Regions from separate parts of the Homo sapiens genome. Here region 2 is linked to region 1. A link is a loop called in an ENCODE intact Hi-C map of the cell type or tissue named here. Cell type or tissue: IMR-90. All regions are shown on one strand. Links, peaks and the distances in the headings refer to the core of each region. The heading gives the core; the rest is flanking DNA. Region 1 overlaps ENAH (ENAH actin regulator). Region 2 overlaps ENAH (ENAH actin regulator).

Region 1 (15,466 bases), core at 4,927-12,926:
CCTTTTCAATCTGCCTTAGGAAGAAGGTGAAACGAGTGTGCCTGCCATAAATGTTGGCATGAGGCTAGAAATTCAGAGATGATCTTGTTATCTTGAGAACCATTCACATTGCTTCTCTGGAACACTGCTAGATTCAAAGTTTAAGGACAAACTGTTCTTAAATGGATGTGAAAGTGACAGGCACATGCAATATATTTTACTTCTAATTTGAGTAAGGACATCTTCAAACACTGCGCAAAGTCTCAGTTTTGGGGAAATTTCAATGAAATTACATCATTACAACAATCTATTAAATCCTATCATTCCCACTGGGGCAACAGTCTCTCTTCTCTTCACTCATTTAATCATGCTATTCCTGATTGTCAAATAAGAAAATCCTTCCTTTCCTCCATCACCTTCTTAATTGTTACTGCTCAATTGTATCTCCCAGTTCACATCCAAGTAGTCTACTCAGACTGCCTTCTTCCAAAAACATCCCTCTAGGAGGGAGGTCTCCAAGCGCCACAGAACTGCAGGGATACTCCTACCACGGCATGATCCTCACTCTATTACGATGATTTGTTGATTAGACTATACACTTACCAGTGTAGAGAACTGCATCACCTCTATCTACAATATTAATATCTGAAGCATATTCAAGCATCTGCTGAATGTCAAATTAGTAAATGGAACATAATGCCCAGCAGGAACCATGGATAACCACTATTTTAATCTTTTTAAACTTTCTTTAGTAGAGATCACTTTCAATGAAAATAATACGCAATTCTGCATTTGAAGTTTCTCTTTATGACATCTTTGCTATAAGTACAAAATACTTTATAGACAGCTTTGCTAAGAGCATAATCAATGAAGGTTAGAAACTACATATGCTCTCAATAAACACAGAATTAATACAATCAAGAAAAAATAGGTATACAGAAAACACAGACAGTATCAGAGCTATTTAATTGTAGCTTGGGAGCAACTCAATCTTAACACTACTAAATCAACCATGGCATGAAGAATCTAAGTATTTAGGTAAATTTTAATCAGCCCAGGCGCGGTGGCTCAAGCCTGCAATCCCAGCACTTTGGGAGGCCAAGGCAGGTGGATCACAAGGTCAGGAGTTCGAGACCAGCCTGACCAACATGGTGAAACCCCGGCTCTACTAAAAATACAAAAATTAGCCAGGCATGGTGGCACGCACCTGTGATCCCAGCTACTCAGGAGGCTGAGGCAGGAGAATCGCTTGAACACGGGAGGCGGAGGTTGCAGTGAGCTGAGATTACGCCATTGCACTCTAGCCTGGGCAACAGAGCGAGACTCTGTCTCAAAAAAAAAAAAAATTATCAAATGAAATACAAAAGCTGAAGTTGGTAATGCAATTTATCTTGACAGGAGTAGCTGGTCCCAGTTACTCTAATTGCTATCAAAATGAGGGGAGAATACTCTCAGCTCTCCAACAGAAAACCTAAAGCCAGTCTCCTAATCATGAAATGTGGTATGTCATGACAAATAGTTAGGTGCCTAAAACAAGGGCAGGCACTACCCAGAACATTTTAAAATATGATATTCATACCCTTTAAGAATTTTTATTCCCATGTGTTAGGATCTCTTCATTTGTAGCAGCTGACTATCAGCTGGCATAGGACCCAAATCATGATCCTACTGCTCCAAGTAATTCACATACATCTCCAAGCAACAGCTGTGTAATCTTTATAGTATAGCTAAAAATATAAAGTTCAAAACATTAAATGAATTTCATCTAACATTTAGGAATATGACTGAAAAAGAATACAGTTAATTCATGCTAAAGGAGTAACTTAGCAGAAGGCAACATTCAAAATGAGTAATCCAATTCATAAAAAATAAAAATGTTATGGGCTATATTTTAATTTTAGAAGTGTCCTCTTTTTTCCTCAAGATATGCAATGTCTGCAACTGAACTTAAGCATTTTTTCTCATTATTATTTCCTTACTACTAAAGAGGATACCCTTTTGGTTAAAAATTTAGAAACTATAGTTTTCTCAGCATCTTGACATAATTCTATAGCCTCTCACAATTTTTCTAATAACAAAGAAAGACTCTTCTGAAGCTGGCTTATTTTTTTATTCCTTGACTGACCTCATAAGCTGCTTAGCTGCAAAAGACTCATGATATCTTTAATACTCTACCCTGGAAATCCCATTGCTAGTGAGACAGACAGCTATGTCTAACACAAAGTACTCTTCATTGAAAAACCGAATTTTCAGATATTTTCCCCCCTTAGTGATAACCAGGAATTTATATTTTACTTAGGGTAAGCCTGCCAGGCAAACCCACATGACTGATCCTTCTACGAGTCAGAACTAGCACTTAATCAGCAAAGAGTCAGGACTCAAGTTGAGTTTAGCCCTCTCTGGTTTTCAATGTCCTGATCTCTTAAACAAAAAGGTTCCTGAAATTACACCAGCCTTATTACAAAACTAGGAGGACCACATATAGCCATAGTAAAACTAAACAGCTTCTGATTAAGAAGGAGGAAGGGAAAAAAACTGGCTTCCAAAGTACTCTGTTCAAGTTTAACTATACTCCTCAAATAGCATTTAAATTATGAAACAATAATAAAAGACTAGAAATATTCTTCTCCAATTATTAAGCCTGAAAAGAGTGATTTAGCATATATACATTGCTCTAAATCCATTGTAATGTTTCTATGAAGTTTTATTTATTCTAGAAATACACTTTGAAAACTTGATTTTACAGATAGCCACAAAATAAAAACATCATAATCAGGCAACACAGGTACAACTTGGGCAGTGAAGGGTTAAAAACTACTGTTTATCTGCAGTTGGACAGTCTACTACTTACACACAGCTGACATCTTAAGACTTCAACCTTTCTTTAAATGTTCAAATGAAAATTAAAACATCTGACCAGTGGGATAAAAATGGCAACTAAATTGAACAAGTGGTCACAGCTGTTAGGTGTACTGTTTCTGTCATTCTGATGAGATCTAGGATAGAAGACTTCTAAATCCCCTTCCCACCTCTCCCCTTCTTTTGCCCATACTTTTTAAAAAGACAATAAAAGTCTTCAAGTCAAATACTGAACATCAATCCTACATGTAGGACGTATACCCAAAATAGCCTATTATTTATGTTTCCATTCCGCCGTGAACCAAGTATTCTACCCATAGGAAAATATAAGAATTTAAACATTAATACCATATTAAATCATGAGTCTCCATGTTTCATAATGGTAGTGCCTTGGAACAAGGTCAATACTGAAATAAAATATAACCTAAAGTGGGAGATGTTAGACAAAATAGTCGTTATTCATCAAAAATGTCTATGTTAAGACTGAGGAATTGTTCTATATTAAAAGACACAAAGAAGGCCAGGCATGGTGGCTCACACCTATAATCTCAACACCTTGAGAGGCCGAGGCAGGAGGATCTCTTGGGCCCAGGAGTTCAAGACCAGCTTGAGTAACATAGAAAGACTCTGTTTCTACAAATTTAAAAATTAGCTGGGCATGGTGGTACACACCTGTAGTCCCAGCTACCCAGGAGCCCGAGACAGGAGGATCACTTGACCCCTCGGAGGTACAGGCTGCAGTTAGCCATGACTGCGCCACTGCCCTCCAGCCTGGGCGACAGTGCAAGAGCATCTCAAAAAAAAAAAAAAAAAAAAAGACGCTAAAGAGATGTGACAATGAAACCCAATGTGCCATGTGAATTGAATCCTGGGCCAGAAAAACAAAAAAGAGTATTTTTCTTCTTTTGCTACACTGAAACGGAACAAAATATTAATAGATGATGCATAAGGCCTACCGAAGGTCCATTCTAACATCATATTCTACTGAGAGCTAGATCTGAAATCAACCTGTTTAACTTTTTATTTAAATCCTTACTTTCTAATCAATGACATTTTAAGAGTTTCTCTCCACTTAACTTTTTTTTTTTTTGGCAAATATTAATATTCTTTTCCAGTTCTATGCTTCTGTGTTACCGGAATCCTCACAAAACCTCTGCAGTCAGTATTCTTCACTCCTTTTTTAAGGTAAGGAGACAGTTAACATAAAGAACTGAAGAAACCTACCTTCTTCAGAGCACCCAGCTGGACCTAAAGCCACTTCCCAGTGTTTAACACACTAATGACTCATGCATGTGGTAGAGTTCTTCCACTTACAAGAGGATTCCTATCCTTGCATACACACATATCAAAAATTTTTAATTATTACTTTAATCATTTGGAAAGAGAATATAAAGTAAATTATATAATATCTTGCTGTTTTCTAAAAGATAATCTACCCAAGAGTGAAAAATAGAAGAAGAAAGTGAGAAAGAAGGAATGAAGGGAAAGAGAGTAAAGGGGGAAAGCACAAATACAGAGAGAGTGAAAAAAAAAGGAAAAGACAGAAAGTATATCGATAATTTAAAAAACTAAAAATTCTAGATTAACATCAACTTGACTGGGTGAGGGGAGACCTCACCCAAGAACACAGAATGAAATAAAGTACCTATCTTATTAAAGAGAAGATAGTAACATTACTGAGTTTTTTTTAATCAACAGGAATAACCATCTCTATGTTTTAAGGGCAAATGGCTAAGAATACACACACACACACAAATGTATAACCTTTAAACCAGAGAAAGAAAATTCTATCCATCTATTGGAAAACAGGACAAAAAGGGATGGAAAAAAATAAAAGAATGGGAAAAGGTGTAAAAGACAAAGGAAAGCTGGAATAGCAATCTTAACACCCAGTAAAATATAAAGACAAAATTATAGAAGAATGGCAGCTAACAAAAGAATAGAAATGGAAAATCACCATTTAAAACTACTATAATAATATTTGATTCAGGCAAAAAAAAAAAATCAACGGGTGCTAAATCACTGAGTTAGGGAGTGTTAGTTATTCAGTTTCAAAGCATCACTCTACAGTCCACTGAGTAATTAGAGAAAAGGATGTCTTTAAAATGGAGAGATCTGGTGGACACTACCTTAACAAAATAATCAAACTTAATTTCGCAATATTGGGAAAACTGCCATCAGGTGCCTCCAGATGATGGACTGAAAAGAACACATCACTAGGTAATACAATAAACAGTCCTGCCCAAAAATGTTTAGCCTGAATCCATTCATGCAAAAACAATGAAACAAATCCAAAATGAAACATATCAAAGAGAACAGATCTTTCACAAAACAACTGGCCTGGCCTCCTAAAAGTGGCAACATCAAGAAAGAAAAACAAAGCTAAAGAGAGACTGAAGAGACATGAAAATGAAATGTAATGGTAGAATCCTGAATGGAGAAAGAGGAAGGCTAAAGGGAGGACAGTAAGAAATATCATTGGGAAATCTAAGAAAATCTGGGTATGGAAAGTATATTAGATGATATTCAATTTCCAGAGTATGATAACTGTACTGTGATTATGTAGGAGAATGCCTGTGTTATTCACACTGCGGAGTAAAGTGCTGTGACTTAAATGGTTTGGATGTTTGTCCCCTCCAAATCTCAAGTTAAAATGTGATTGCTGGCTGGGTGCGGTGGCTCACACCTGTAATCCTTGCACTTTGGGAGGCTGCGGTGGGGAGATCACCTGAGGTCAGGAGTTCAAGACCAGCCTGACCAACATGGTGAAACCCCGTCTCTACTAAAAATTCAAAAAAATTAGCCAGGCGCCTGTAATCCCAGCTACTCGGAAGACTGAGGCAGGAGAATCACTTGAACCCCGGAGGCAGAGGTTGCCGTGAGCCAAGATTGCACCACTGCACTCCAGCCTGGGCGACAGGGCCGAGACTCCGTCTTAAAAAAAAAAAAAAAAAAAAAAAAAGTGACCCCCTTTATTGGAGGTGGGGCCTGAAGGAAGGTGTCTGGATCATGGGGGAGGAGGATCCCTAGGAATGGCTTGGCGCCCTCCCTGTAGTAATAAAGTAAGTTCTTGGTCTGTCAGCTCACTTGAGAGCTAGGAATGCTGGTTATTTAACGGAGCCTGGGTCCTCCTCTTCTCTCTCCCCATGTGACATGCCTACTCCCACTTCACTTTCTGCCATGAGTAAAAGCTCCCTGAGGCCTCACAAGAAACCAACCAGATACTGGCACCACACTTCCTATAAAGCCTGCAGAACCATGAGCCAATTAAACCTCTTCTCTTTATAAATTACCTAGTCTCAGCTATTTCTTTAGAGCAACACAAAATGGACTAACACTGTGACTTACTCTCAAATGGTGCACTCAACACACACGTAGAAAATGAGTAAGACCGCTATTCGGGAGACGGAGGCCGGGAGGATCACTTGAGCCCAGGAGGTCAAGGTTGCAGTGAGCCATGTTGGTGCCATTGCACTCCAGCCTGGGCAACAGTCAGACTCTGTCTAAAAAATAATAATAAATAAGAAAAAAAATAGATGCAGCTAAAGTAATGTTTAATGGGAAATTTATAGTTTTAAATCCTTATGTTAGGTTGGTGCAGAAGTAATTGTGGTTTTGCCACATTTAATGGCAAAAAACGCAATTACTTTTCCACCAACCTAATACAAAGGCCTAAAAGCAACGACCTAAGTGAGCTTCCTTCTTAAGTTAGAGAAGGCTGAGAATAGTAGCTCATGCCTGTGATCTGAGCACTTTGAGAAGCTGAGGTGGGAGGATTGCTTGAGCCCAAGGGTTCAAGACCAGCCTGGGCAACAAGGTGAGACTCTATTTCTACAAAAAAATTAAAAAATTAGCCAGGCATGTGGTGTGCGCCCGGAGTCCCAGCTACTGGGGGAAATGAGGTGGGAGGATCATTTGGGCTCAAAACTGCAGTAAGCTGTGATCACAACACTGCACTGCAGCCTGGGAGATTTAAGAGGAAAATATATAGCTTTAAACATTTACCAGGAAATAAAAAAGACTAAAAAAAAGAAAAAGAAAGAATATTAATTGGTAAAGCTATATGATGAGCAAAATAATTTTCTTTGTAACATTCTTACAACATTCTTAAAGGTCTGAAATTTTTCCCCAAAAAAAGCAAATTAAAAGGGATTTAAAAATACATGAAGAAGAGGCTATATAGTGATGAAAATGACAGCAAAATATATCTACCCACTTCAAACAGGTCTTAAAATATATTCAACAATTAACAGAACTGTCAGAGAAAAATCAACAATTACTCTTAATCAACTCTGTTCAGACTACTGATAGATCAAGCAGACAAAATATAAGCAAAAAAATTCAAGTTCTCAACAGTACAAACAGAAGGTTCCAATTACGGCCAGGCACGGTGGCTCACGCCTGTAATCCCAGCAGTTTGGGAGGCCGAGGTGGGCGGATCACGATGTCAGGAGATTGAGACCATCCTGGCTAACAGTGAAACCCCGTGTCTACTAAAAATACAAAAAATTAGCCGGGTGTGGTGGCGGACGCATGTAGTCCCAGCTACTTGGGAGGCTGAGGCAAGAGAATGGCGTGAACCTGGGAGGCGGGGCTTGCAGTGAGCCAAGATGGCGCCACTGCACGCCAGCCTGGGTGACAGAGTGAGACTCCATCTCCCCGCCAAAAAAAAAAAAAAGAGAAGGTTCCAATTACAAAATACTTATATTAAAAAAGAAAGTCCTAAAAGCAATGACCTACACTTCCTTAGGTCAAAGAAATACATCCCAATGGACGGGGATACATTTTTTTTCTCACATACCCTAAACATTTATATTACTAAACCATGTGGTAGGCACAAGGGCATACAGATTATGTTCTGATATAATACAATGAACTCAGGAATCAATAATTTTTATAAATATTCAAATTTGGAAACTAAAAAAAATATAACTTAATAACCCTTACGTTAAAAAGGAAATCAATAAAAATCAGGAAACATTTAGAAAATATATGTTAGAGCCAAGGAAGAACTTGAGGAAAATATATGGCTTTAAACATTTACCAGAAATAAGAAGGTGAAAAAAAAGAAAAGCCTAACAAAGAAAAGCCAAATAAATAAAAAGGAAAGAAATAATAAAGGACAGAAATCAATGAAAATCTAGTCCAAATGAACAATTAAGAAGATAACAAAACCAAAAGCTGTTTCTTGGTAAATATTAATAGCCTAGATAAAATTCTAGTAAGATTCATCAAGAAAAAGACAAAGAAGATCCAAAAGAAGAGAAATGACAAAATTATCAGAAGAAATAAAGAGGATTTGAATAGATTGAAAGAAAACAGGTTGAAAAACAGATCAAAAGATTAAAGCAACTGAAATGGCAATGCTCTTCTCCCAACAAAGTAAAACAAAACGAACTCCGTGATGAGACCTTTTTTTAATAGGTGGATTCTACTAAGCTTTTAAGAAACATTCTATTCTTATCTTATACAAGTTGTTTCAGAAAGTTAAAAAGAACAAAAGCTACGGTCATTTTTATCAGGCTAGTATTGAATCTAAAACCAGATAACAATGCTATAAAGTTACAGCCTAAATAAAATACTGACTAATCAAATCCAACAGTGTTTTTTTGTTGTTAATTATTAAAGGCTAAAAGAAAAAACTCAGGTGGTTATCTTGATAGAAGCAGGAAAACAACTGGACAAAAGAAGAACCTACTTAATAATTTTTTTAATCTATGCAAACCTGGAATAGAAGGGAGTTTCCTTAATTTAGCAAAGGTTATATATATATATCAAAAACGTATAACAAATATAAAATAGAGACTTCAAAAGCCTTTCCCTATGTCAACAAATATGACCATGCTGTCTAGCACAGTGCCAGACTGGCCAACACTGTAAAAAATAAGAGTGTAACATTTGAAAAGAAAGAGAGAAAACTGTCACTGCTGCTGATGACATCATCATCTATCTAGAAGAACCAAAACAATCCACAAATAGAATAACATTTCTCCACCAAAATTAATCTATAAATGTAATGCAATCTCAAATTGCCAGTTTGATTCTTTAAAGAATTCAATAAACAGCCTACAATGTTCATGCTAAAATAAAGGCTAACCAACAGCTAAATCAACCTCAAAAAAAAAAATAAACTTGCTTGACCAGATATTAAAACATACTATGAAGTATAGCCAACAGTAAGAGATATGAGCACAAAAACAAATACCCAAATAGAACTAAATGAGAACTTACTCTGGGACACAAAGAACTAAATGATAATAAAGGATTAAAAGGTACCCACAAATCAATGGCAAAAACAATAGAAATTTGTTAATGGTTCTTGGCTATCCAAAATGTGAAGACTCAACCTTTAAGCAGTCATTCTCCCTAAGTAAAAATAAATAATTAAGCAAATATTTAGAATTATATGTATAACTTCTTAAAAGCTCAAAAGTTTAACTACACCGATGGCTCTTTATTATATAGCGCTTGAGATACATACTTTAAAGCTCCTAAATTATTAAAAGAATAACCCCTGAAATAAATTGAAATATGGTAATTTGCAGCTTCTATAAAATTACTTTTATTAATTTAATAATTACACATTAACACTCAAAAATAGTCAATGAAAGTTAGAAAAAAGTGTACCTGCAAATATAACCGTGCTTTTCTCTTTCTCCAAAACTAAGCTCTGTTCATCTTTAAATTCAGTACTAGTATCAAACTTCCATTTCAAAAAGGAAAGGAACTGCTATGTTTATTCTACCACAGCCTCAAAATGTACAGAGGCATTCATTACAGGCATGCTCTGGCTACCCAAGTGCTATGAGTCATGTTTATTTTCAAAGACAACACTTTGAAATCAATCAGAAGGACTGTGAAAAAGTACATTAAGAAAAACATTGGTATCTACCAAATGTAAAGTTTTCAAAATTAGACCATCAGCCAAGATACAAACTTGTAAAACTGAAATCACTACAAAGAATTTCACAAATTTAAGTAGCTAATGGCTATGGGTTTAAATGGTCAAAATAAAAATTGCTGATCACTTAGAATCAACCACAAGGAACAAAAAAAGTATGGTGAAATCACACATGTGGTATAAAATTAATGAAATTATTACCCAGTAGCCTTTTGCATACCAGGTTTTCAGGGGTCACTCATTCTAAATCTTATTTATTCAAAACTTTTTGTGAGTGCTATAATTTCAACTAGAAACTTCTAATAAGCAAAAACTTGCATGTATGCCAAAGAATCTTTAATAACACTACACACTATGAGTAATAACACTGTCATTCTACTAATTAAACTCAAATTTAAACAAGCTACTTTCAGTGGCAGACATAAAAACCAAAATTCCTTATCACTTTGACTTTGAAAATAACACTCTTAGGAGGTATTCTGGACATAATCAAAGTCCAGGCTCTCTCACTATTTTTATTCAGTGAAGTTATTACTGTTTCTCTTAACTTTGGAAAATGTCAATGACTTGCTGAGGGAGAACAGGCAGGCAGAGCTAAAGGAGGAAAATGAGGGCTTAATATAAATGGGGGTAAATAAATAGGTGGGAAAATATGCCCCAGACAGCTATTAAACAAAGGGAGACTACTATTGTGTGCCTTATCCACTAGAAAAAAACAATATTTTAAAATTGTACAAATGTGGCCAGGCGCAGTGGCTCACGCCTGTAATCTCAGCACTTTAGGAGGCCGAGGCGGGCAGATCACTTGAGGTCAGGAGTTCGAGACCAGCCTGGCCAACATGGTAAAACCCCGTCTCTACCAAAAAAAAAAAAAAAAAAAAAATTAGCCAGGCATGGTGGTGGGTGCCTGTAGTCCCAGCTACTTGGGAGGCTGAGGCAGGAGAATCGCTTAAGCCCATGAGGCAGGGGTTGCAGTAAGCCGAGATTGCGCCATTGCACTCCAGCCTGGGCAACACAGCAAGACCCTGTCTCAAACAAAAACAAACAAAAAAAGGACAATTGATAAAAGATTTAGAGAGGGCTGATAAAGATATGAAAAACATTAAAGCTAGCTAGTAAAGAAATGCAAGTTAAATAAAACAAGATATCCTTTTAGACTTTGATACTTAGGAGAAAACAGTAATGTTAGAGTGGGAAAAGGGCATCCTCATACCTTGCTGATAAAAAAGCAAAGGCTCTTGTCCTTATGCATCAAGAACCTTTGAAACGTGAATATCCACTGACTCAGCAGATTACACTTCTGTAGGTTTCACTTAAAGCATGTAAAATGTTAAACTGAACTACATGATGATTGGAAATTCTGACAAGCGACTGGGTAAATACAATTGTAGATTGAATCTTAAGAAACTGCTGATATTCAACCACTTGTGAATAGAAAGACTAAGCAATTTTAAAATGATACATATCTACACTCGAAATTGACACCTTCTGATATTAAATAAGGGGGAAGGATACAAAACACTACTTTGGGGAGTGGGGGAGAGAAAAGACCAGTAAGAACATAATATTTAGAAGTCAACTCGATGTCAGGCACTTTTAACATACATCGTCCTTAATTTCTTACCATCATTCTGTGATGTACAGTTACTCCCAGTTCATAGATTTGGAAGCAAGTCTCAGAGAAGTTACAAAAATTTAGGGAACTATTAAGAGGCAAGGCTAGAGTTCAAACCAGGCCTACCTATCTGACTACAATGTCCGAGTTATTTCCACTTCATCACACTAATACATTCCTTTCTGAAGTGTATCAGAAATGATACTCCTTTAAATGCATGAGATAATAAAAATATTTGTTATGTGCTGAGCTGTGCCCCTCCAACACCCACCAAATTCACATGTGAAAATCCTTACCCCCATTACCTCAGAATGTGACTGTATTTGAAGACAGGGCCTTAAAGAGGTAACTGAGGTAAACTGAGTATACAGGTGGGCCCTAATCCAATATGAATGGTGCCCTTATAAGAAGATTAGGACAGACACACACAGAGGGAAGATCACTGTGGACAGAGAAGGAGAGCCATCTGCAAGCCAAGAAAGAGGCTTCAGAAGGAACCAACCCTGCCAACACCTTGACCTTCTAGCCTTCAGAATTGTGAGGAAAGTACTGTTTAAGCCACTGGGTCTGTGGTATTTTGTCATGGCAGCCCTAGCAAACTACTACAACACTCTTACCTAAAAATACTGAACATCTTAAAAACCTAAACCTCACATTCCCCTTTTATTATTATTTTTTAATGTTCCTTTTGGATAGATTATGCTTAAAATACCAAAATGGAATTTTTCACAAATACTTTTAATGTTATATTAGACCATTAAAAAAAATACACCTGAATGTGACCTATTAGAATTACCATATTTTGGCCAGGTGCAGTGGCTCATGCCTGTAATCCCAGCACTTTGGAAGGCCGAGGCAGGTGGATCATCTGAGTTCAGGAGTTCGAGACCAGCCTGGCCAACACAGCAAAACCCCATTTCTACTAAAAATATAAAAATTAGCCATGCGTGGTGGCAGGCACCTGTAATCCCAGCTACTCGGGAGGCTGAGGCAGAATTGCTTGAACCCAGGAGGCAGAGGTTGCAGTGAGCTGAGAACGCACCACTGCACTCCAGCCTGGGCAACACAGAGCAAGACTCCATCTCAAAAAAAAAAAAAAAGGAATTACCATATTTTAACATATTAGTTGATAAGCACTCGTACAATCTAGTTAAGCTATAATGTAGTCCATTCAAAATAAGTCAACTTTTGGCCAGATGCAGCGGTTCACGCCTATAATTCTAACACTTTGGGAGGCCAAGGCAGGCAGATCAGTTGAGGCCAGGAGACCAGCCTTAGTCAACATGGCAAAACCTCATCTCTACTAAAAATGCAGAAACTAGCTGGACGTGGTGGAGTGCACCTGTAGTCCCAGCTACTTGAGAGGCTGAGGTAGGAGAATCCCTTGAACCCAGGAGGCAGGGATTGCAGTGAGCCAACATAACACCACTACACTCCATCCTGGACGACAGTGCAAGACTCTGTCTCAAAAAAAAAAAAAAAAAAAAAAAAAAATTATTTTCAATAAACTTAACCAATCACAAAACTAGCCCTTCTCACACAAATCCAATAAAATAACTACGTACAGCCCAAGGTCCTGAATAATGCAGCTGAGAGTGCCAGGCACACAGACCTGTGAAGGCCTCACCACAATAGCTCACCTTTTCCTCGGCAGAGTGGAGCAGAGTGTTTCTTACAAGTCCAACACTAAATAATAAATAATTTATAAATGCAGAGACTACAAACAAACAGAAGAGGACACTACAGCAGACTCTAGATCAGGAGTGTGCAATCTTTTGGCTTCCCTGGGCCACACTGGAAGAAGTGACTTGGGCCACACGTAAAATACACTAACAACAACGACAGCTGATGAGCTTAAAAAAAACAAATCGCAAAACAAAAATCTCATGTTTTAAGAAAGTTTACGAATTTGTGTTGAGCCACATTCAAAGCCATCCTGGGCCACATGTGGCCCACAGGCCATGGGTTGGACAAGCTTGCTCTAGATATAAGCACAATTTTGAAAGCCGAAAAGCAGATGGATTAGAGGTAACTGACTTAGTAGGCTGAAGAAAACAGAAACTGTCTAGCAGAATTACTGAGGGAATGTACCAAGAATAAAGCCTAGAAAAGTTCAGGAATCCAGAGCAGGGTGGGGGGCAAAAAAAAAAAAAAAAAACACCTGGTTGAAATTCTAGATACGGAGCCATTCATCGAAATCCCAGATATCATAACCCAAACAATGCCATCAGACACTCAGCCCATTACTCTGGGAAGTTTACACAGGAGAGACTGTAAACAAAGGCATTCTGAGGGAGGTATGATGGGGATTAAATGCAAGCCTAAATACTGAATGATAACTTACCACCCACCCACCACCCTCCTTTTCCCCAATTCACCACAGAATTCTGGCAGTCAAGCTTAGACAGGAAAACAAAACAGCCTAAAAAAGAGAGACCTGGAGACACTGACAGCTGAGGGTCCCCACGGAAAGCCAGATTCACCAGTTCATCCCTCAGAGAGGAAGACCATGTCACAGGCCCATACCATGGAAAGACTTCCCAACTTGCTTTAAAAATAAAAACTTTTTTAAAAGCCTCAGGCTTAAGTCTGAACAGATAGGCAAGGAACATCAAACATTTAAGAAAACCTTTAATTTGAAAGATAGGAATCAAAACAGAGCAAGGGAAAAAAAGAAACAACGCAAGGAACAGAATCATAATATCCTCAAAGGGTCGAAAAAAAGATACGCATCCGTGAAATAAGAATGATTAAAAGAAACATTCATAAAACAAAAGAAAAGCTTTTCAAATTAAAGACAGCAGAAACTTTAAATCCAATAAAGGAGTTGGAATATAAAAAACAGAAAAAAAAAAAAAAAAAAGACAAAATCAGACAGCAAAGAGTAGATAAAAGAATTCAGAAGACCCAAAAACCCCCTAACAAGGAGTTCTCCCTTTTCAGAGTCCATTACCAAAGAAACAACTTTCTAAGCATTGAAGGGCATGTTTCTAAAATAAAAAGATCCATCAAGGGCACAGCACAACAGACTTTTTTTTTTTTTTAAACAAAGACTCACATTAAGAAATATCATTATAAAATTTCAGAACACCAGGAATAAGAGAAGATCCTAAAGGTTTCCAGAAAGAAAAAAACAGCTTTCTTATAAGGGTCTTGGAGGCCAGGCACCGTGGCTCACGCCTGTAATCTGAGCACTTTGGAAGGCAGAGGCGGGCAGATTACCTGAGGTCAGGAGCTCGAGACCAGCCTCATCAACATGGCGAAACCCCGTCTCTACTAACAATACAAAAATTGGCCAGGTGTGATGGCAGGCACCTGTAATCCCAACCACTCAGGAGGCTGAGGCAGGAAAATCGCTTGAACCCGGGAGGCGGAGGTTGCAGTGAGCAGAGATCACACCATTGCACTCCATCCTGGGCGACAGAGCGAGACTCTGTCTCAAAAAAAAAAAAAAAAAAAAAAAAAAGGAGGGGGGTCTTGGAATCAAAATGACATCAGACTTTTCAGAGCAACTCTAGAAACAAGTCACTTGAGTAATGCCTTCAAAATTTTGAAGAAAAATAATTTCCAACCTTGACTTGTAAATACAGCCAAGTTATCTATCAAGAGTAGGCTCTAATAGATATTCTTAAATATTCTAAGTCTCAAAGAATTTGCTTCCCATGCTTTATTTCTAAGGGAGCTACAATGAAAAGCAACAGAATAAGGCTGAAAGAATTCCCATGAAAATGGTAAAAATCCCACTCCAGGAAGCAAGCCAAGAAGGCAATCAGTTCAACTGGAACACAAAGTTAGAGGTATCCAAAATAAAAAAAAAAGAAACTGAAAGATTACCTGATGTGTTTATTATATTAAAAGGAGAGTTAAACTTTAGTAGTATAGTCTGAGCTGAGTAAGTGATGAATGCATGGAAAACAAATAAACACAAAGATTCATTAAATCCAGCTAAAACAAAAAGCTGTTTCAAAAAAAAAAAGTAACCATATTAAAATAGTACACAGCATGGCTCCAATGTGAATAGTTATATAAACTTTGATTAACCAAAATTGGTTATATAACCATATAGAGAAGATGGAAAGTATGCATCGTGGGGAGGAGAATGTAAAACAGCT
Region 2 (15,466 bases), core at 3,512-11,511, 66 kb before region 1:
TTTCTCTCAGAGTAAAGGTTAAATTCTTCACAGTAGCCTGCAAGGTCCTGCATGATCTGACCTCTACTCCTAATACTCTCTTGTGCTCCAGCCTCCACGGCCTCCTTGTTTTCCCATGTACACACAAGCATCATCCTTCCTTAAGGCCTCTGCACAGAATGCACTTACATAGGTATCTGCTTGGTTAATTCCTTCTTTTCATCTCAATGAGATCTACCCTGACCACTCTATTTAAACTCACAAGTACTGAGACTGATAAGTAATGGACGGAAAAATAAAATAAAATTACAACCAGCACTTCCCTCTGCCCCTTCACAACATATAATCCTCCTTACTCTGTTGCATTTTTCCCCATAGCACTTACCATCTTCTACTATACCATGTCATGTTTATTGTCTGATGAGTTTCAGGCTTTTTGTTCCCTCCACTCTCCCCACCCTTCCCAATATAAGTACTTAGAACAAAAAATGCCTGTGACATAAATAAATGGAGCAGTGGAGGCATCCATAACCCAGAACACATACTGAAGACGGTCAAAGCAGACATGGGAAGAGGAATCTGGGAAAGATCTAACCTGAGGTCAGCAGGTAGAGAGAACGGGAATGAGCAGTGCCACAATAATCAAGCTGATTAATAAGTATATACACTGTCTGAAGAACAGCTGTACCAGCTCCTCCCCTGTCCTCCCCAACCCCAGCTCAATGGATGGAATGGCATTTACCACAGAAGACTGTTCTCTAAAGAAACTGAACAAGCTGCCTCAGATGAGTTGGGGCTTCCAGTGGAACTTTTAGTAGCTCAGCGTTTGTGCGGTTCTGAGGCCTGCCTGCTCACCATCCTGGTACTCCAAAGGTTAGCCTGTCAGCCTACGTACTCTGACCACTTTCAGAGAACTCCTAGTCATGGAAGAATGCTGCCCAGTAGAGAATGATTTTGTATTCTACTACTAAACCCTATAGTAATATCTGAAGATCAATGTGTTACAGAAACAGCCAACAATATTTCAACTTTTTAGTTAAATTTGTCACATGAAAATCATAGTACTCACAGATCACTTTATAATTACAAAAGTAAGACTTCTTGAACCATAAGAAGATTTTGAATTCTGTTAAGCGTATTTACAATATTTTAAACATACCTTAAGTATAATTTTTACAAAAAAAAACACATATGAAATTTTATAACATCTCATGTCCAGCATAACAAGTATCTGGTAACTTACTAATGACAGTCACAAAACTTACTAATGTAAGAATAAAAGTTGTGACTCTTAAACAGCTGATAAGACATAATCTACTTTAAACACAGGATGTTCAGTTTTGTCTTCTGAAGCATAAAGAAAAAGTACAAACAATAACTTGAAAATTTACCTTCTTTGAATTTCCAATTCTTCTTGGGATGGGCCATTTTGAACTTGAGCAGGTAGTTGTGAGTTTTGTCTAGGCAATGTTGGCCCTACAGAGGGAGAAAACATTACAGATGAACATTATTTTCATATCTAGCTGGACAGAGGAGATAAAATCATGAGAATAACATAAAACCATCACATATTTACAAACGTGTCTTCTTTTTGTCTAGCAAAATAAAATATAAGCTTTACATAACACAGAGCAAATGAAAGACTGCAACATAATACTGTCATCATCTCCAGAAGGCTTACTTGAAACAAATGGAAAACATCAACAATAAGGAAAAAGAAACATTTATATATGAAGAGCTTGAGTAAAACAAGTGTTCGATGAGCATCTGAAGAGGCACCTAAGCTTGACAGTTTCTAAGACAATGAGACATTCTCTTTGGGGTAATTATTCATGAAGTGGAGAGGGAGAACTTAAATGAAAAATCAGAATTCAAAAACTCACCTAAATAGAACACTGGAAATGAAAAACAGGAGAGAGAGAGAGCATGAGAACCTTATTACTAGACTCCAGTATGCTAAAGCATTTATCAAATTTGCCCAATTTAAGCTGCCATTTTTGTCTAATAGCCTAGCATTTCCAGCACTGGTGAAAACAAACATTTGCTAAACTTCCATATAGTAATTAACCTACTGAACTGAATTTTTAATGTAACAGGTAATTTTAAGTTTTCATTTAGGGTAAGAAGAAAAAAAAACTTGCATTCATACAACATGGTTCTGTCATGAGACACTAATGACCATCCATTCCCACATATCATGTACAATGCAGACCTGTTTTTTGCATCTTAGATAGAATGCCACTGAATTATGGGACATCTTAATGTCATTGGATATAAAAATCAAATCTGTCACAAAATGAGATAAATACTGGACCTAATATATAATACCTAGGGTTAAAATAGAACAATCTTAAAGTCTAATCCAGTAAACAAGAAAGTAAAGAAACAGTAGTTATCTTCCACTCTTGGAGAAGAATATATGAGTAATGACACACTACATATATTTGTGAATTCTAGTGTACCAGCAAATGCTCCTAACAGATATTCTGAAAGATTTGTAGACAACTTAGGAAAATAAGTTACGAAATAAATGCTTCTGTGCACTAAATTCTTGTAATCTATGGGCTAATTGTGCAAAGTATTTTATACTAGTGGAGTAGATTTCACAACCGGAAGTAAAGATTTATTAGGATGTAATGCAGTACTGGTGTATCCCAAGTGTGGAAAAACAGAATTAATTTGATCTGAACTTACCTACTAACTTTTTTTCTCACCTCTTTACAAATGTTTTTAGATTAATCACTTTATTTGTCCTCTAAAGACAAATTGATGACAACTGCAGTGATATATTTCATTAGATTTCCTAAGAGTCTGCTATTTTGAGAACCAAATAAATATTATAAAAAAAAATTAATCCCATGTAATCAATAACAAAAAAAAACAAAACTTTTGAAATTAAATACACACGTAAATGTTTGTATAAATGAAAATACATGATTGCTGTCTAGTAAACAGACTAGAATTCTTTTCTTGGGAAATTAAAATAATGATGTAAAAACAGACTCTCCTATTAGGCTATACACAAATGTTTAATACTTTACAGAGAAAAGACCTCTCTTCTGGGGACACACAAGTGTGGGGAGGGGCGGGTAAATCTGAGGTAGCATGAAATTATTTAGGGAATGTACTTTATATATCCAAAGTACTAAATGTGAGCATTTAGCATGGGCAACTCACAAGACCATTATGTTTTAACTATTTTTTAAAATAATGTTTACTTGAGTATTTAAGTTGAAAGCCTCAGGCTGCTTAAATAATGAAACAGCTGAATGTGAGTAGGTTAGACCTGTTTGGCATCTACCTCAAAGAAGAATGCAATTATACCAGTCACACACCTAGGACAGGTGTTATATATCAAAGGTAATATTAATGGATTAAATTTGCCAATTAAAATCTCAGTTTTAATTCAAATATATAGATTCAAAAAAGACGTCAAAATTTCAACTCAATCCTATTTATTTTATTTAACAGGTTTTTAAAAAACTAACACAAGTTTAATGTAACTCACAAAAGCTGAGAAAAGAAAATCTTTTAGCAATTTACAGAACCTGCTTTGGAATATTTTTTTAAAGCTTTTTAAAAGCTTACTAAGCAAATCTGTTCAGAAAGGAGATTTTTAAAATGTGGGTAATATTTTGTGGCTGTTATCATAATTATAAAAAAAATTTACTACAGTTTATTCCTGCAGCTGAGATGAAAAGCTTCAAGGAAGTTCCTTTTAAAATGGGGAGAATTTTGATCCTAGAACAACTCTTAACAATTCTTTTCTACATGGTTCTTTGTGATGATAATGGATTTTTGGGCTTTTTGTCTTTCCAGACATCCTTTAAATTGGGTGTGTGTGTGTGTCCGTGCATGGAATCACTCCCTTTGGCACTTTTTCACATCTACATTTAATCTGGTTGTTCTGTTTGTTTCTTCTTCAAATTGTCAGGTTGCAGTAACTAGCACATTGAAATTTATGTGCATTTAAAAATTAATACAAACATACTATAAACATTAAAAGTTCCAGGTAAATATAAATTTAAGGTACACAATTACATTTTTCCTTCTTGTCAAACATTCTAATGGGCTATAAAATTGGTAAGTAATACCAAAGGCACCCCACATGACATGAAGCAGCAACTAGGATCAGGCAAAGTCTGTCAGCTGCCGCTGTATGTTCAGGAATATAAACATTACTTTACACAGGTCACATTCCTAAATGAGTGTGTTCTCATAAAATGCAAAATAGGTACTTTCATAACCATTTCAGTGGGAAAATGACAATATTTTATGAGCATCATGTGGTGGTTAACAGCCCTTTGGGGAGGGGAAAAAGAGGGAAGAACAACCAAGGTTAAGAAACTAGTGAACCTGCTTTGCTCTTTCTATGTTATCATAAAGAATAGCAGCTGTTTGAGAGTTTGTTCTCTCCCTCACAGCCAAAGATAGTGGCTGATCTTAATTTGTCCTGGCTACAAGAAGAAGGTATATAGCAAAGTCTGTGAGTTACTGTTTGTAACAGAGAAATGTGGCAATGTCACTGATACAGTACCCTATAAATGATTAAAATCAGATCAGGAGACTCTATAATAGGAACTGTATGTCAGTCTTGCCTTCAATATTGAGTTTTGGTTAAAGCACATTCCACTTACTGTCACATTTTAATTTTCACAAATCTATTTTCACAATTAGCCACAGACTATTTAAAAACACAGGACTAAAAGACAAATCGGTGTTATTATATACACAATACAATCAAGTTTAAACTTAGCAACGTGTTAATTATATTGTTTGCACACAGTTAAATTAAAGGTAATAATGGGGGGAAATCTACTTTTTAACACATTATTTTACAACTTTAAAGATTCACCTTCACTTAGGTCAAATCAATATTTTCTCTGCAATTGGGTAAAGTATCCATTATTCTGCGTATGGACCTCAACATATTAAATAGAAAGGCATACAACATTGGATGGGTTTTCAAAATGAGCTAAAGAGAGTCCTAATAACACAAATATCAATAATCACTCATGACTAGTTCAAAAGATAGCCCGGAAAAACCCCCAGGAGGAGGCAGAAAAATGAGGAGAAAAAGTTACTGATTACACACTTAATCTGCAGTGTTTCATTGTGGGATCTGGGAGGGAGAGGAGGGATTTATGAACAGCCACACAATAGGCTCACTGCTGTAACTGTGTCCTCTGGAACAATCCTAAAATATAACTTTAAGTGACTAACAAATACATTAGCCTTTTCTTTTCTTTCCTTTTTTCTTTTTTTTATTTTAAAGAAATTTGCAACACGTACTTCTTTGCCTAAACCAGAAAGTACATACATTTTAAAATAATTCTCTTCATAGGTAAAAAAAAACAGTATCATTAGTATTGAGGAGTCACATTAAAAATTCTGAGTCACATAAAGTACATACACAGAGCTGAACACTTTATGTAAAATTGGAGCAATACTGTATATCATTTAATAACTTTATCTCTCTCATAAAATAATCTGGCTAGCAAGGTACACATGAATCAAAAAGGCATATATGAGGTTTCTTTTCAAAGCTCAAGTAATTAAAAGTAACTCTTTGGAACTTGGGTTTTTAAAACAAAGTTTCAGAAACAAATGGAAATAAAAAGAATTTAGACAAGGATATGTATCTATCTGTGTTTATAGATAGATACGTATCCTTAGATATATATCTTATTCTCTCTAATTTGGGGTGGCTAAGTGACATACCTGGTTTGTCCATGCAAACAATACATATATGTGCACACATGTGTATATGAGAGTGAGAGTGAAAGAAAACACTCAATAAGCCTAAATTCACTCTTAAGTCACAGATTTCTAACCTACTGAATAAAGGAGGCTGTCAATCAGAAATCAACCTATTAAAGCAAGTAATAGCTTACATCTGCCTCACAACATGCACACCTAAAATTAATTCAAGTTAAGCAAAAGTTTCCTTTGCACAAGGCACATTTACGTTCCTCAAATCATATTAAGATGGACATAAATTTTTTCCTTAAATTCTAAATCAAAAATTTGCTCCCAAACAAAATAATTAAAAACAAAAAAGTACAAACAAACAAAAACCCCTCTCATTTGTGTTGGAAGAGGTGGACAAGAAGTGTTTTAAGATCCTAATTCTAACTAATTCTAATGCTCGCTAACAAGCCAACTCAAAGCTGACCAAATCACCTACATGAACCACAACAAATATCACAACATAAAAACAATAGCTTGCTATATATCCCAAATATCACAAACCAGACTATGGCCTAAGAAAACAAAAGTTATGGAAATGCGCAAGTAGCATGTACCACAGCTTGAAAAAGTAATGTAAACATAATGTTGCTTACCACAGAAAATACATCGCAAATTAGTGCTGTCCTGGGTAGCAGTAACCTTGCTCTGGGCTGCAACAGACACCTTGGTGTTAGAAGCTTCGAAGGACAACGGGGCCATCTGAAGAACTTCACATAAACTAAAAGGTGCTTTGAAATGTTCAAAATGTATTTATACATACGTCCTATCTAGATCCTCATCCTGGAAGCTCTGTAATTTAATAAAAACGCATCCTCTTTAACATAGGCTCTTAAAAAAATTTATGCAATCGTTTTTTGGTGGAAAAACCCTGTAAGCAGCCATAGATCAAATGATGCACTTATAACTTAGTTATTTCCTAAGTTATACGGTCAAAGAGTGCAACCAGCATTTTAGGGTTATATATTTTTAAAGTCAATGAAGATAAGGTAGAGGAAGCCAAGATCTGTGGCTATTAGTGTTAATTTCACAAGATCTATATTCTCATTTAGGAGAATTGAATCTGAAAAAAATTTAAGCTTGGAAGTGCTTAAGATTAACTCATTCCTACTAGTTGGAAAGAGACCAAAGCCATTATAAACGGCACACTGCAATAAAGAGTTTTATATTCACTGATACAAAATAAGAATATCTTTGGTTTGCTAAAAGTCAGCTATTCATTTTTTACCAAGCCACATGTTACTATTTTTTTTCTCAATATATATATACATACTTGACAAAATGTCTTATTAAAAATGTGTGGCCAGATCAAACAGCCATTTATTTAGGCTATTTACATTAAATTTTAGCTTAAGTGTCAATGAAGTAAATTCTCTTTAGGAGAAAAAACTCAATGAGAAGGTGATGATCTATGAAAAGGGGAAGGGTTTATATGAAATCAAAGTGACACTCAAAATTGAGATGAGACAAACAAAAGTAAATTTTTTTTTTTACTATTACTTTAGTGACATCCAAAACTTTACATCAATAATTTTCTGTAAAATCCTGAAGAAATTATTTTCAGCATGGGAAAGATTTTCTTTTTCCGTTGGTATTAACCAAGAAACAATTAGTGGTTAAAATGCACTGGGGCTTAGGAAAGCCCACATAAAGGCAAACAAGACAGTGTTTTAGATCTCCCCTAAGACTGTTATTATTTAAAACATACAACTCATGCTAACTAAAAGTTTTAGAAAAATCAGAACCAAACCAATTTATAATTAAATAACACACATCTAAAAATGGTAATGTCTTAAATAAAAGAGAATTTTTCATCATTTTTAGAAATTATTTAACATAATCCAATTGTCTTGCTTTGAAAATATTACATACACTGTATTTTTTTTGCAAACACAAAATAAGATTGATAAATGTCACCTTTGCTAAGTACTTCCAACCACCCAATCTATTAAAGTTGCATGCACAATATTTATTTACAGTAATGACATAAGATATAGAAAGACCACAGGCGTACACATAAAATGTCTACCAAGCTAATGAGATCATTCCACAGGAGATAAACAATTTAGAATATTTTCAATAATTATAAGTTTAAACTGTTTTTTTAAAAATCTGTCTTACCGACGTTTGCAAATGGCTACTTCTATAAAACCTTTATTAAAGAAACATGACTAGTCTTCAGGTTTTACCCTTCAGTTCCTTTATTCCATATTTAAAGAGAAAAAAAAACCCATAAGGACAATTTTTAAAACTTACAAGAAAAACCTGAGAAATTATCTCTTCTTTGACAGCAAAGATACTGCCACATCCCATTACCAATCATGTTGGCAAAAAGTCATCTGACAAGTGTCAGAATGCAGGTAAACCATTATTGCTGCGTAAGACAAAACATTTCCAATAAAAAATTCCCAGTCTTTCTCACAGTTTAAACTATTAACATTCTTCACTTGGTATCTTTAAGCATCTTCTTTCCACTGACTTTAATTTCATACTATCATGTAAAATATTGATCTAAATTCTGATAGGTTGCTTAAATTCTACTGCAGTTTGCATTTCCTGAAGATGCTAAATTATTCATGCCATCATATGCATAAGCCTAACAGAACTTCCTGCTTAATACTGATACCATTAACTCTTTCTTCATTCAGTCAGGGCAACAGAGCAGAATAAGGGAAAGAACACTTATTGTCCAGGTTGAGTAAATTCAGTAATACGATGTTTTCAGCATACTTTTTAACACTAGCACTGATGTTACATAAACCTTACGTTTTACCTATGAAAGGACATTTCTCTTTAAGTTAGGCCTATTGACTTTTTTTTTTTTTTCACGGCTGTCCCTTTATCGCTAATGCAGTTGTCAAACAGCCATCCTTCAGGCTTACCCCTGCCTTTAACATACTTTACCATTAGGCGTTTTGTACAAGCAGGGAAATGTAGAAACGCTGGGTAAGTTAGCAGTAGTGGAAAACGACAGGCTGTTTAGATTTGATTGGCATGACTGTATTTTATTACTGTATATAATTACTACAGTAGACTCTGCATTCATGATTTTCACAACCAGCAGTTTCTCCTATTAGCAATTAGTCCCAAGGCAATTGATAATGTGGATATGACCCATCTCAGCATTGTTTCTTACGATTAAATGAGATGTTTGCTTAAAGACTGGCTTGAATCTGATTTGCATTCTCTGGAAGGCTGGTCAGTTGACTGGGTGAGTGATCACAACATCAGCATCTAAATTAGTGGTGTTCACACTTCGGACCATCAGTAATGTCCCCAGGTATTTCTCTCATGATTGCAAAGTTCTACGCAATACATTTTTGAGACAGAATGAAAGCAAATGAGTTTACGTTTGCTCAAAGGTATCTAGAATAGAAGGGAGGCAGATACTGCAGTGGTACAGTTGCTGCATTAAAAAAAAAAGTTACCACATTGCAGGGCACTGTGCTAGGAGGCATAAGGATTACAAACAGTAAATTTTATTCAAAGCAATGCATTTTTAAAGTGGCATTTTGAAACATTTTCAAAAATATTATTTCAAATTTTGTTTTAAAATGTGATAAAAAAACTTTTCTATATCTCAGGAAATGGAGCATCGTGCATATATAGCTACACATGAAAATGTACCATCATAAACATCTTCCCCCCCGCCTTTTTTTTTTCACTCAACCTTAAGGCAAAACTGTATATATGATTGGGTTTTTTTCCCATCCTTTATTTCTTGCAATCCTCTCCCAACTTATGACCCGAATGCATTTTATTCCCTTCTAAGCCAATATGAAAATCACTTCTATCAGTTGATAACTTGCTGAAAAATTATTTGTCTGCACTGGCAATAGTCTTAATATGTTCCTCAGTCCACCATGTTTTGTAAGCCGTTTATTTTTAGTCGTGAAATGAATGGCCCTGCCTCTAGCTAAAGACACTTGAAGAGGCAACTGGAAGTTGAGGGGCCTATCATTTACCAATGCTGTCATACCCTAATGCCTCCAAAGGCAAGAGTAACCTGTGTCCTCAGGTTCATTGCTCTGCTTCCTCTTCCTGAACACAGATCAAGACTTGCCCATCAAATGCCCTCCTACCATTTGTTACTAAGGGCATTATTGAGTATATGCTCAGAGAAACCACCACATTCTGGCAGAATGCTACTTTAACACAATTAGCATCTATCAGAGTGTTGGTTGACTCTTTAATCAGAGCTCTTATCTGTTCAGTTACACAAACCAGAAATCCACTACCTTTTCTTTTACTCCTATTTAACCAATTTTCAAGTCCTGTTAATGCAACCTCCTAATTTCTCTCTCCAAACTCTCTCCATTGCTACTGTTCTTGTTCCATGATCCCTTGCTTAGTCATGTTCAGGGTGGGGCAACAAGTATCCCAGAAGCTTAACATACATCAGTTGGGGCAGGGAAAAAAATAGTAGCACTTCCATTCATTAATTTTTCTCATCCATTTTACTGTTTTTTAACGTCTTATAATGTACTCAACTTGTCAACAACAAAGTACATATATATAAATGATAAACACACATGTATGAGGGGATAAGCTCAAAAACTGAGAGACCACCAACCTAGACAATTACATTAGCATCATCTAATTAAGTTGCCCATTCCAATCGTGGTATCTGTCCCCTTCCCCACAGTAGCCAGTGATACTTTAATAATTAACCCAAATCATCGCTCTTAGTAAAAGCTCTTCAATTGCTGCCCACTGCTCTTAAGATAAATACCAAAATCCAGTGCTTGCCCCCCATGATGTGATTGCCACGTATCTCATCCAATTCCTACTCTATTGCTCTCTAGGCTCTAGGTACACCGGTCTCTCAATTTCTCAAATATGCTGTATCACCTTTCCTCTGCAGAGCCTTTCTGAAACATGCATGTGCCTTCTACTTCTAATATTATTCTCTTGCTCAACTGGCGTGCCTCTTTTTGTACCAACTAGAACTTTCTGGCAGTCAACACTCAGAGTTACTATTAGCCCTCAGAAAACTAAAATAATTAGTTCTTCTTTCACTTGGAATCTCACTTCCTACTTCAGGTTTTATTGTATATGCTTTTTTCTGATTAGCCACTTCAAGAGATTTGAAAGGAGAGAAGTATAAATATAAAATTAGATAATATCAGATTTCCTAGGAAATATGAGAAATCTGTCTAAAGACTCTCGGGAGAAAAGTTTTAGAATGATATTAAAATTAAGCAAAAAGGTTCAAACTTATATTTGGGTACAAAAGAAAGAGGGTTTGTTTTCGTTTCTTTCACTCTGGATGCGAGTGGGCAACAGAGAGAAAATAAACCTGGAATAGCCTAAAAGCTGGAAGTTTCAGGGGAAAATGATAAAGGCACCCAATTCCATAGCGTTCAAGATAAGAGGATACCTCACATCATTTTAAGGAAACACAATTTCACTCTCTTATCCACATGTAAAAAACTGAATCTCCTTTAACCAAGATAGGTGTTTTTACTCTTTATAAGTAATTTAAAAAGACTTTCAAAGACCATGTCTGTTTTCTCCCACTTTTATAGGAGAAAAAAAGAATTAAGAGAAATACAAAGGCATGAGGTTTCTGATAACTACAGTAACATACTTAGGGGTGGGGAAAAAATGAAGGCAGTGAAGATAGGGCAATTCTGGGCAAGAAAACTGAGCCTGGACCAAGAGAATAAACCTCAGACATTTCCACAATTTGGTCAAGAATTCATCCCTGTTTACATTCAATCTGGCATTGAAAATGCTACACAGTTCTCCTTTACATAATTTACCAAGTTTTAAAACGTTTATTTAAAAAAAAAAAAAAAACTAAAGAATCTGAGGAAGGCTTCTTGCTTTGATTTTAATCTTTGCTTTAAAAATTCTTAAGATTTAGCCATTACTTTTCACTATACACCACACTCACACAATTAAAATAAGAGCCAGTAACTAAAACTAAGAAAGCATGCCTAGATACATAAATACATGTTTTTTAACTAAGATTTGCTTTTCAAAATGCCATGCATGATAAATGCTACAAGATGTATGAGCCCTGAAAACAGTACACTAATTGAAAGCCAGTCACAAAAAAAACCCCACATATTTTATGATTCCATTTATATAAAACGTCAAGAACTGGCAAATCTTCAGTGATAGAAATTATGTTAGTAGTTGCCAGATGCTGGGAGGTATGGAGGAATTGGGGTAAAGGGACAATGACTTAAGGGTAGAGGGTTTCTTTCTGGTGTGGTTAAAAATGTTCTAAAATTGGCCGGGCACGGTGGCTCATGCCTGTAATCCCAGCACTTTGGGAGGCCAAGGCGTGCGGATCACGTGGTCAGGAGATCAAGACCATCCTGGCTAACACGGTGAAACTCCGTCTCTACTAAAAATACAAAAAATTAGCCAGGCGTTGGTGGCATGTGCCTGTAATCCCAGCTACTCAGGAGGCTGAGGCAGGAGAATTGCTTGAACCCGGGAGGCGGAGGTTGCAGTGAGCCAAGATCGCGCCACTGTACTCCAGCCCGGGCGACAGAGTGAGACTCAGTCTCAAAAACAAAAAAAAAACCCAAAATGTTCTAAAATTGTGGCAAAGGTTGCACAACCCTGTGAATATACTAAAACCACTGAATTGTACCCTTTAAATGGGTAAACCGTATGGTATGTGAAGTAAAGCTCGATAAAGCTGTTACGGAAAATAACAAGTGCCATGCTGTGCATCTGTTCTTCATCTCACAATTGTTTATAACACAAAGTTTAAAAATATCCCAATGCCTACTGCTTTTTCCATTTTGAAAAGTATTAGAGGTGATTGGTGGAATTTTCGGTATTTTTATTTTCTTCTTCATGCTTCCTATACTGCTTAAATTTTTATAAATAGCACACGACTTTATCATCAGAAGAACTTATTCTCACTTGAAAAACAAAATGCTGTGGAAATTACAGTTCTGTTAACAAGAGTGGTTCTAGATGGACAGAGCTCTAACTGGCTCTAGTTTGTTTTTTGTTTTGTTTTGAGGCAGGGTCTTACTTTGATTGCCCAGACTGAAGTGCAATGGTGAGTTCCAGTGAAGTGGAACCTCAAACTCCCAGGCTCAAGTGACCCTCCCACCTCAGTCTCTTGAGTATCTGGGACTACAGGTGCATACCACCACAACCAGCTAACTTTTTAATTTTTTGGAAGAGACAAGGCCTCACTATGTTGCCCAAGCTGGTCTTAAAATCTTGACCTCAAGTGATCCTTTCACCTTGGCCTCCTGAACTGCTGGGATTACAGGCATGAGCCACTGCGCCTAGCCTAGCTCTAGTTTCTAACAAGAGAACTGGACATAAAGAATGAAGTGACTCTATGAATAACGCCAACATGACCCCAAATGTTTGGAAAGACTGCAAAGCCAGGACCTGAATACCCTTTTCCAAACACCAGAGCTGGTTGAGAGAAGGCATACAGTGGCTGTTCTGCCATCACACTACTTTCCAGGAGGAATCAAACCCAAAGGCATTTTTTAGGTCATGACTCTCTCAGTACATATCCATTCAGGATGGTTCATCAAAAACCAGGACTGTCCTAGTTAAACAAAGACAGCTGTCTCCCTTTTCCATGGGAATCCTATTGCCCTTGCCTTCTCTATCTCTCTGCGTGACAATTCCTGGTATTTCAAGAAGCTGCTTACCAAGAAGCAACCTCTATCTAAAACAACACAAGACAGCTAATATTTAAATGACAAAATTGTCCACATTTACTTTTTGAAATTCAAAAATATGTAAAATTCTATTAAAATAGTTTGGTTGAATACATAAAAATTAAATAAACTGGGTTTGTCTCACATGGGATTTACTAAATAGAATTAAAGATGGCCAGGAGCAGTGGCTCATGCCTGTAATCCCAACACTTTGGGAGACTGAGGCAGGACATTGAGGCCAGGAGTTCAAGAGCAGCCTGAGCAATGTAGTAGCAAGGCCTCATCTCTACAAAAAAATTAAAAATGAGCTGGGTGTGGTGGCATGCACCTGTAGTCCCAGCTACTCAGGAGGCTGAGGCAGGAGGATCCTTTGAGTGCAGGAATTCGAGGTTACAGTGAGTTATGATCGCACCACTGCACTCCAGATTGGGCAACAGAGCAAGACTCTCTCTTAAAAAAAAAAAAAAAAGTTCTGTACTTTATTCTAAGATTGATAGGAAGCCATTGCAGGGTTATTGCTGCATACTACAATAGTTATGCAAAAACCCACTCTACCATCTTCCTAGCAATATAAGGCTAATTCCATTAGTTATCTGCAGAAGAGACTGGAGACACATTTCCTAGGCACCCATATCATTCATCCAGTCTTCAAAGTGGGACTGATTTCAAGGCTTGAGGAAAACTTTAAATCAATGGGAAACCAGTGAGTATTTCTGAATAGGAAAAGGAATTCTCTTTGTTACAATATTACCACAGCAAAGAGCAGGATAATATTTGCAAAATAAACTCCTTCATAAAAAATGTATTTCTTCCTACATGAATGACAATGTAATAGCCAAATACTCTTGAAATTTTCCAGAACACAGAAGTCATTTGTTTTCTCATGTGAATCATTTCAGAAATTACAAAAGCTCACATAAATAGCAGGTCTACCTTGTAAGAATTATTTTTGGTACCTTTACATGAGTAGCATTCTATATTTGTTTCCTAACTACCATTCTGCACCATTCATGTTACTTACACTGCCTTGTGGATATTTTTGACCATGACTTATACTATCTACACAATTAACAGCCTCCTTAAGACCAAAAATTTTGAATTATTTGTTTCTCTCATCTCATGTAACATAGTACCTTAACAGGAATACAAATAATTCCAGTTAACTACAGCATTTCTTCTCTTAGATTAGAACAGCATCTACCCCTTAGGAATTTTTTATGTATTAATGAAATAATGTCACAATATTTTTCATATATGAAATACCAACTAACTTCAAAGATACTGCTATTCAACACCATCTTCAAAAGACTCCTTAGAATTTTTCTACCTTACCTAGATTATGAAAACAGGAATGCCCAATGTTAACTCAGAGGCAATGCCCCAAAATATGCACATGGGCGACCTGACAGGGCACCATCACGCTTCCAAATGCACGAAAGCACAGCCGAGATTAAGCTGTAAAAATCGTGGAACAGGTTTGGCTGCTGCTGTGTGTTGTGAATGGTCTCATCAGAGTGGAAGTGGTTCCTGCAATTCATCTCTTATCATCAGTGGAAAACAAGACAGACTATTAAAGCCTCTCTTTATTCTTGTTTTAAGAGGAAAATGTTCCACACAGAGGTATCACAATTTTTGACTATTTAACATCCAGCAAAATGCTTCTTCAATTTATGAGCAATAAAGGATAAAAATTCATGAATAAAGATAAAGTAATTACATGCAAATTACTATCCTCATGTAAGAAAGCATGCAAATAATCACAGATGACATCCTCAGGTCATTGTAGCACCACTGAATAAAGATCAAGCCTATTGTAAAATAAGCCTGGAAGAACTGAAGTCACTAGCTGGACATGCATCAGACAATAGATTATAAGGTGCCTAACTGCCAGAGAAACAAGGAAGTAGAGAAAAGGGAATGAAAGGCAGACAGAATATAGTGTCTGTATGACAACAAACTCCAGGCTAAAATAACTTGCTATGAGACATGAAACCCATATTTATCACAAAAATAGTATCTGCCTCTTTTTAGCCATTTAATCATTCCCACCTTGGGGCAGGACAAGATGTCTTAAGTCCCACAAC

What was found. Hi-C counts contacts between places; a loop is a spot of excess contacts. Peaks named below come from ENCODE experiments on the same cell type or tissue, not always from the same donor. Only the 100,000 strongest peaks of a DNase experiment are listed, where the experiment ranks them.
Region 2: it touches region 1 in a loop (3-fold over the local background); 1 of 110 quality-filtered maps calls a loop at or near these places.

What each region holds. Positions count from the first base shown.
Region 1 is chr1:225,594,022-225,609,487 of GRCh38, forward strand. All of the region lies in intron 1 of ENAH (ENAH actin regulator), which reads right to left. Among named protein-coding and RNA genes, the nearest start is that of ENAH, 51 kb to the right of the region's middle. In IMR-90, for the core only: no CTCF peak of the experiment used is centred there; a DNase peak (open chromatin) is centred at 9,620.
Region 2 is chr1:225,529,184-225,544,649 of GRCh38, forward strand. ENAH (ENAH actin regulator) reads right to left here. Exons shown (of 14, transcript NM_018212.6): 4 at 1,371-1,455. Among named protein-coding and RNA genes, the nearest start is that of LINC02765, 69 kb to the left of the region's middle. In IMR-90, for the core only: no CTCF peak of the experiment used is centred there; no DNase peak of the experiment used is centred there.